Regions from separate parts of the Homo sapiens genome. Here region 2 is linked to region 1. The links are chromatin loops, found by intact Hi-C in ENCODE. Cell type or tissue: dorsolateral prefrontal cortex. All regions are shown on one strand. Links, peaks and the distances in the headings refer to the core of each region. The heading gives the core; the rest is flanking DNA.

What was found. Hi-C counts contacts between places; a loop is a spot of excess contacts. Peaks named below come from ENCODE experiments on the same cell type or tissue, not always from the same donor. Only the 100,000 strongest peaks of a DNase experiment are listed, where the experiment ranks them.
Region 2: it touches region 1 in a loop (6-fold over the local background); 1 of 110 quality-filtered maps calls a loop at or near these places.

What each region holds. Positions count from the first base shown.
Region 1 is chr9:117,401,984-117,406,377 of GRCh38, reverse strand. The region is part of intron 1 of ASTN2 (astrotactin 2); the gene reads left to right. Among named protein-coding and RNA genes, the nearest start is that of ASTN2, 11 kb to the left of the region's middle. In dorsolateral prefrontal cortex, for the core only: no CTCF peak of the experiment used is centred there; a DNase peak (open chromatin) is centred at 2,657; H3K4me3 peaks cover 1,043 bases; H3K27ac peaks cover 3,940 bases.
Region 2 is chr9:117,320,940-117,325,333 of GRCh38, reverse strand. All of the region lies in intron 1 of ASTN2 (astrotactin 2), which reads left to right. Among named protein-coding and RNA genes, the nearest start is that of ASTN2, 92 kb to the left of the region's middle. In dorsolateral prefrontal cortex, for the core only: no CTCF peak of the experiment used is centred there; a DNase peak (open chromatin) is centred at 1,753.

The DNA of each region.
Region 1 (4,394 bases), core at 232-4,231:
AATTTTAAGCAAAACAGTGCCAAGGTCTGACTTATGTTTCAAAAGAATTCCCTACGCTGCTCTGTACAGGACCAACGATGGGTGCAGGAAAGCCTGAAGGAGTCTCTACTGATGAAAAGTAATGGTGGCTTGGAGCAGAGTGAGACCAGAATTTACGCTGTGTGTTTCCTCATGTGTCTCACGCTGTTTGCCTATGTACCCTGTGAGCAGCTAATGTACCTCCTTCATCTCTGGGGCTGTGGTGACTCACCCTTTACTTGGCACATTGTAGGTGTACAGGAGATCTTAGAGAACTAGAACTCTGTGTTTGCTAAGTGTCATCCCAGAATCCACAGTAGACAAAACTTGAGATGGGCTGAATTTGCACTACCCTGTTAAGAGTGAGCCTAAACACTATCCATCCCACAGAGCCTTCCCTCTTCTAAGCACCCATAGCCATTGCTGCTACCTTCTCCTGTCTCCTGATTATTTTGGGGTGATTGCAGGATGGCTAATGAGAACAATGTGATTAGAGGAAAGATCATTGTGTTTGGAGAAGACTCTGTCTTGAGCAGCTTGGAAACCAGGTAAATGATTAGAAACTTTGCATTGTAGCAAACGAAGAGACAATACAAGTTTCAGGGAAATGATACACCATGGTTCCAGGATTATCAAATATCAGAAATGGAAAAATTTAGGACATTATCTAACTGAAACACTTCTATATAAAGATGGGGAAATCAAGGTCACCAAGCCTGTGGTAAAGCAGATGCCAGATCCCAGATCTACTGACCCCTATGTGTTTTCCTTCCATCTTAGGGAAGGGCAGCTGGGAAACTGGGGACAGGAGGAGTTGGAATTCCAGAGTTGTAATGTAACTGGACTTTATCATCCTACATAGGATAGGCTATGAAAACCGTGACCATTTTATGTAACATGTACTATGTCCCAGGTGCCATGATGGTACATTTGTTATCTATTCTTTCTACAGTGCTGAAGGACAGATGTAGCTCATCCCATGTTATAGGGTGAGTTCTGAGGCTCAGAGGAGTGAAGGAACCTACCCAAGATCACACAGCTATTATACAGCTAAGCTCAGTCCAAATCCAGGTCTGCCTGGTTCCATAGTCTATGTTCTGTCTGCCTTGCATGCTGCATAGAACAAGAGATGCTCTCAACTTTTCATCTCTAGACTTTTTTACTTCTTATGTCATCCTCTTCTCATGACCAAGAAGCTGCAGGCGTTTCTTATATAGGAACTTCAGGTGTGACAGCCTCACAGGCCCAAGGGACTGAGCACCTTGTTCTGTGCTGCCAGGAGCTGACTTAGCAGCTCCCCAGGCCCCTTTGCTTGCTCCTTGCTGCTTTGCCAAGACAGCATCTAGGCCTTGTCTCATACTCTCCAGATGCCTCTTGTTACTCCTGGACCCACTTGACAAGCAAACTCCTATGTTTCTGTGCCTTCTTGGTTTCCTCTCTCCTTCCCTCCCTCTATTCTTTCCACCTTCCCTCCTTTCTTCCCCATCCCCTTTCCTTCTTTTTTTTCCCCCTTTTCTTCCTTCCTCCCAACTCTTAGAGAGTTGTCACCTCATGCTCTGCCAAGTGTTTACTAGGGGATCAGTGATCTTGTCCTCTGAGAAATTTGTATAAGCTCTATGTCCTTTTTTGGGAAATGATCAGGGTGTCTGGAGTCTGAGATGTAGCCGCTATCTGGCTAGGTGAACTTGCTTCTCACTCCTGCTCAACCTTGTCAAATTTTTCCACTCAGTACTCCTTAGCATCATTGTGCAGTTTTCGTGTTTCCTCCTTGAATGTGGGATCTATATTATACATACATACACACACATACGTAATATATTATAATGCTATATAAATCCAAATATATAGTGTATCCTTCTAGATTATTAGAATGAGGTAAAATGATGCCTTTGAGATCCAACCCAACTCCTTCATCTATGTAGCGAAGACAAATACATTTTCCAAGGTCCTGCAGCTAATCCACAGCACAACCAAGTCTCTAGCTCAGGTCCTCTGATGGTGGCAGTGTGCTAGAGTGAGACTTTTGCTAGGTCTGAGGACCAAAAGCCCTGGGATCAAATCCCAGATGTGCTAATTCCTAGCTTTAGATTTATGTATGCCACTTCTCTGAGCCTCTGCTTACCCATCAATAACATGAAGAAAACATAATAGTCACTTAATTTTGGAGAGCCCTCCATAACCACATTTTAGTCAGCACTGGGCACTGTGCTAACTTTTTACTTACACTAAGCTGTGTGATCCTTATGGAGATAGTGTGTGCAAAGCACCTAGCGCAGCATCTGGCACACAGCTTGGGCTCTGTGCCTCTTCGCCACCTGGAATCCTTTTTTTGGAAGGAGGTGGAGGTATGAATCAATAATGAATGTAAATTTCCTTTCCCCTCCCCCTCTTTCCACTCCCTCATGCTCCTCTTATGCCTCCTCTCTCCACCTCCCCTCCTCCCCAGCAAGGCAAAAAAGGATGAAATTGACCATTGATGTCTGCTCATTCTCTTGGAGCTGGGGGAAGCTGGGGGAAGCAGGGAATTCCGGGGTTGTTTGAGGACAGTTGGGACAGAAGAGCTCTTAGAGACTGAGTCTAAGGCAGGTGGGTGTTGTGGGAGCAGGCGGGGCAGAATCCTCTCCCTTCTGGTGGTGGCTGGCTGACAAAGCCTTGCTCTCATGCACCCAGGGAAGTCACGAGTGGCTTTGCAAGCAGCCGAAAAGGGAAGGAACATTTCCATTAGCAGAATCAGCAGTAAAGAGATTTCCAGTCACAGTAATAGCTGCATTTGGGGGAATCATTTCAGTGGTGGCTGAGGGCGGAGGAGGGAAGGGGGTGGGGCATCGGGGGAAGGCACAGGAAGACGTCTGGTCTACTTGCACAGAGCTGGGAGATAGCACCAAATTAGAGCCAGGTGCCAGACAGGGTGACTATTCAGGAGCAGGACTGGTCCTTTGACAAACATTCTGGATTCCCTATTGTCCTCCAAATGGACAGAGCTCCATTCTAGAGGGTCCCCATGGGAGGCTGCACACTTATTCAATGCTTCCTTTCCTCTGATTATCTGAATTACTCTTTTCAAGACTTTTACAGCCAGCAGCAACTTGTTTGGCTCCCAGGATTTGTAGGTGGAAGAGTTCCCAGATTATTTAACCCAGGCTTTCCTCAAGTTAGCTGATCATCAGAATCACGGTAGACCTCAGGCTCTCAAGGCCAGACCTGCTGAGGCTCCTGGGGAGAGGCCTGGGAATCTGAACTTCAGCAAGTGTATTGACACCCTGGCCTTTACCTAGAAAACCTCTGTGAAGTGAAGCCCTGTTAGAAGCTCTTCAGCCTCATCCTCCAATGTTCCTTTCCTCCCTCGAGGCTCTAGCCTCATTAATTACTTGCAAATGTCTGAGGGTAACATGCTTATTCTCTTCTCTCTGTTTAGATTGTTTTTGTATTCCTCGTTCACCTGGCCAGCTCCTAGACTTAGCTCTAGCATCTGCTCTAAGGGGTGTCATCTCTAAGGAGCCTTCTCTTTCTCCTCTTGGGCTTAGGTTTTCTTTTCCTGGAGACCTATATACCCTCCATCACACCACCACCACCACCCCACCCCACTCCATGTAGGGTTGCTCTGTTTAGCAAATAAAAATACATGATGCCAACTTAAATTTAAATTTCAGATAAATAATGAATACTTGTTTAGTATAAGTATGTTCCATGCAGTATTTTGGACATACTTATACTAAAAATGTCTCGCTGACTATCTGAAATTCAAAGTGAACTGAGCGTCCTTTATTTTATTCAGAAGCCCGTAGGAAACCTGTGTTTCTCTCCTTCTTGTCTGGGATCACACTATTGATGTGTGATTTGCCCCCTAAACCTGCTCTACCCACATCTTCCCATCTCAGGAAATCAAACTATTAGCCTAGTTTTTCAAGCTAAGCAGTCATTCTTCATCGTTTTCCTTGCCTCTCATCCTTTCAGTCAGCTAACCCTGATGGTTTTGCTTCTTAAATGATTTTCAGGCAGGGTGCAGTGGCTCACGCCTGTAATCCCAGCTCTTTGGAGGCGGAGGCAGGCAGATCACTTTAGGTCAGGAGTTTGAGACCAGCCTGGCCAACATGGTGAAACCCCATCTCTACTAAAAACACAAAAATTATCCAGGTGTGGTGGCAGGTGCCTGTAATCCCAGCTACAGAGGAGGCCGGGGCAGGAGAATCTCTTGAACCTGGGAGGTGGAGATTGCAGTGAGCTGAAATCGTGCCACTGCACTCCAGCCTGGGTGACAGAACAAGACTCTGTCTCAAAAAAACAACAACAGGAAAAGATTTTCAGAATTAACTTTTCATAGTTTCCACTGGCATCACCTTCATCCAAGCTGCCATCCTTTCCCATATCAGCCTCCT
Region 2 (4,394 bases), core at 74-4,073, 81 kb after region 1:
TATAGGGTCAGAAACTGAGAGGTGAGCCTGTACACTCTGGCCCAGACATCCCCATGTGGATAATCCAGAATTGTCTTGTGGCATCTGGAAGGGGAGGCCAGAATCTGTGTTGGACTGGCCAGAGTCTAGCCTGTCATCAGCCTCTCCCTCAGGGCTCAGGGTGAAAAGTCTATGCTTCAGATGGCGTCTCTTGTCTGCTTGTTTTATTAATAAATATGTTACATGGATGATTCCACTCTCTGTTATCAACCCACTTCTCCTGGACATTGAAACAAGTTCAGTGCTCCTGAAATGCAGCATGCCAGGTCCCAGACCCATCACCGCCTCTCAGAATTCCCAGCTTTAGGGGCCTAGACAAGTTCTGCCTCTGCATTAAATTTCTCCCCATAGCACTCCCTTTCACTCCCACTGCCCATAGATATATCCCTTCCTTTTGAGGGTAGAGTAGACAGAGAGCTATCCAAGGTATCTCATCCCTCCTTAAACTGTTTAAATCTCTGCAGTGGCTACCCATGGATATCAGGAGAAATTCCAGATCCTTAGCATGGCCTGGGAGGTCTGGCATGCTTCAGCCTCTGCCCAGCTCTCTAGCCTCACCACTTGCTATGGCCTCTCCCTGCCTCCCCAAATCTATGTACTGGGATTGCATAATTTTTTTTCTAGTTTTTTGAAGGATCCATGATATGGTTTGTCTGTGTCCCCACCCAAATCTCATCTTGAATTGTAATCCCCATAATCCCCACATGTCAAGGGAGGGACCCAGTGGGAGGTGACTGTATCATGGGGGCCATTCCCTCATGCTGTTCTCATGATAGTGAGTTCTCACAGGATATGATGGTTTTGTAAGTGTTTGGCAAGTCCCTCTTTCACTCACTCTTCTCTCTCCTGCTGCCTTGTGAAGAAGGTGCCTGCTTCCCCTTCTGCTATGATCGTAAGTTTCTTGAGGTCACTTCAGCCATGCAGAACTGTGAACCAATTAAACCTCCTTTGTCTACAAATTACCCAGTCTCACGTAATATCTTTATAGCAGTGTGAGAATGGACTAATACCATCCATATTTGGATCTATTGTTTCCTTATGTTCACATATCTGTTCACCTTGGCTGGAACACTTTTGTCCTTTCTCTTTCCCTGGAAAATTCTACTCATCCTATAGCTCCCAGCATAGGTGTCCTGGCCTCCTGTGAGCTTGCATGAGTGTGGCTGGGTTGGGCTTCCTTTTTCACCTTCCATAGCCACCTGTTGCTCGTCCCATCAAGCATTTTTTTCACATGGGATTATGTACTGTATGGGCTGATTGGCACTTCTTTCTCCTTAGTTAGGAGGGCACATGACTGACTACATATGTCTTATTTATCATTGTGTCCCCTGAATTTAGCATGGTGTCCAGCCGATATTTGGGCACTCAGTAAATATTTGTTGGTCGATTAAGTGAAGTGAGTTACACAGATGTAGATTTAACTCAGTTTTACTCTGAGTGTTCATTCCTCATCAACAAAGTATGTGTGTCATAATAACTGCCTAGCTACAACAAGGGCTAAAATAAAAAATATATATATAAAGAAAGAAAAGAAATTAGAATGTTTGCAACAGGAAACCTTGTGGGAAATAATTAGTATTAGAAGGAGGGTGAATCCTGGACATATTTCACACTGAAAACATTGTTGAGTTATAATACTGAAGGTTTCTTTGTGCTTGTTGAGCCTCTTCCATGCCCCCACCTCCAGCCTCTTTGAATGAATCCAATGTCAGTGATTCAGAGTAAGAACAGGGAGTGGGATGGTGTTCTGAAGGGTGGGGGCTGGAGTAAAGCCATTGCCAGAGATATTGGGAAGTCTTCAGGCTGGCAAAGCCATAAACCTTTCGGAAGCTAAGATCCATGTTCCCTGAAGAGGCTCTATCTAAGGCCGGAGCAAAGAGGTTAATTCCAGACGTTGGGTAAATGCAGTTAGGATCAAATGGTAGTGGTGGTGGTGGTAGTCTTTGAGGGGTTAGGTCTTGATTGATTGCCTGGAATGCCAGTTTATATTTGAGAATGAGGCTTTGGGGGGTCAGAGGTGGGGCAGACAGACTGTGCACAGATCAGTTTAATGCAGACAATTTTCTGATTTTGTAGGAGAAATTGTTCTTTTCATGGTATCTCTGTGTGTATATGTATATGTGTGTGTGTGCACACATAAAAATGAGTCACTCTGTCTCTGCACCAGACATACTATGGGAATGGATACACTTCAGACCCCAGGACTGTCAATCTAACATCAGGGCTAAAACTAAATTAAAACAAAAATCTGCAGAGAGGAATTGGAATACCGTAGTATTTTTGTTACCTTTATTAAATTCTGGACTTGACTCTAGGAGAGTAGAAGGAAAAAAAAATTATTGTTCTTATTTCAGCCCCGAAGGTCCCCATTACTGGAAAGGTTGAAGGAAAATAATAACACCACCAGAGACAGGAGAGTGTTGAAAATGCCCATAGTCCTCTGCTTTGGTCTGTGCTGCTGTGGAAAGAAATCTTCCATTGCCCTGGGTCTCCAGCCCAACTTGTGCCTGTGCTGGGGGCCCAGGCATACACATCAACAAAGCTCATACCAACCTGCCTGCCACTTCACTGCCCAGATTCAACAGGATTTATGGCCTGGTAAGGAGGAAGCAGCAAGGTGCACCTCCCCAAGACCTAAAAGCCCAAGGCAGAGGGCTCTGTCTTTGGCTACTGTAGGAAGCAAGATGGCAAGCATGCAAATGGGAAGACAGAAGGTCAGAAAGGCAGAATGTCAGCCATGCAGACTTAAGTCCATATGCCCAGTTGTGCCATTTGCTGCCTGTGTGATGTTAGATGAGTTATCTCTGCTCTCTGGGAACGAATTACTCCCTAGAAACGTGGAGTAATAGTAGTAGCCTATGATGCAACATTAACATAAAGACATACCAAGATAGGATATACACAGTAGGACTGACACATGGCAGGTGATCATTAAGTGTTAGCCTTCTGTTCATACACGTATTTATTCAGTGCTAGGGCACGGTGTTAAGAACTAGAATTTGAAAATGAATGAAGAAGAGACCTTCCCCTCAAAATGTGCAGTTTTGTTCAAGAGTGCAGAGGGATAACCATAATGTGATAAGGGGGAGTACAACTTGCTGTCAAACAGAGGAGGGGTCTATCTCCTATCCCATCATAGGACATTCTAGAAAGCTTTGCAAAGAAGTGATCCCTGAATTATGGAGCAATAAAGGCTTGCCCGGGGATAAGATGGGGAGGGAGGGAGGGAGAAGATTCCAAACAGAGGGACCAGAATACACAGGCTAGAGTGGTGAAAGACACCATGGCTTTTTTAAAGAATTTGCTTTGTATTAATTGGATTAGTAAATTTTCATCATTTTCTCTTTACAGCAGTAGTTCTCAACAGGAGGTGATTTTTCTCCTAAAGGACATTTGACCATATTTGGAGCCAGTTTTGGTTGTCACAACTGGTGGAGCAGGGAATGCTACTGGTGTCTAATGAGTAGAGGCCAGGGAGGCTGCTCAACATCCCTACAATGCACAAGATAGCGCCCACCTCAAATAATTATCTGGCTTAAAATGTGAATAGTTCCAATGTTGAGAAGCTCTGTTCTAGAGCATCAGAACCTGGCCTGGCAGAGAAGGTGGTTACCTATTTGGTTTAAGATGAATCACAGAACATCCCCACTCCTTGCCCAAATATCCGCTAGTTTTGTCACCATGGTGACCCCTCCTGTCTTGGAGTTGGAGATGCATGACAGTGAACTTTCATGGTGTTTATAACTTGATTCCATTCCTCTGAATTTTTTACTAGGAGCTATGTATACCTTAGCCTGAATTTATTCATGACATTATTCAGTTGTTTAGCAAAGAATGGTGGGAGTGGGGCACACAGCTTTGGATAGGAGTCTATAACATTTTGGAACTGGTTTGTTTAGAGAGAAGGTTGGGAAGGCCAGAGAGAGGCCCTGAAATCTGAGACTGATCCCTGCAGCCAGAAAGATTTATGGTTTTCTGGAGACAAAAATATTTTGTTGAGTATCTGCTCTCAACCTGGTACTGATCTAGGCATGCCACTGCATAATTTCCTGCAGACCTGCCTGATTCTTCTACTGCATCCACAGATATTCACTAAGCACCCGCTGTATGACAGCCACTGTTCAAAGTGTTGGACCTCATGGTTGCCTTCCTATGAATTTAGGCAGGCGTGTTTCTCTCACCACCTGGGCTAGAAGTTTGGTTTTGGTCTGTAGTGGACAACACTGTGTGAAAAAAAACTGATGGGGCACATTGTGTGTCCTTGCTTGACAGAGTTGTGGAGGAGATGGGCATTTTTACACATCTAGAATGTGCACAAGCAAGCAGCACACCAGAACATCAGGCTGTCCATCACC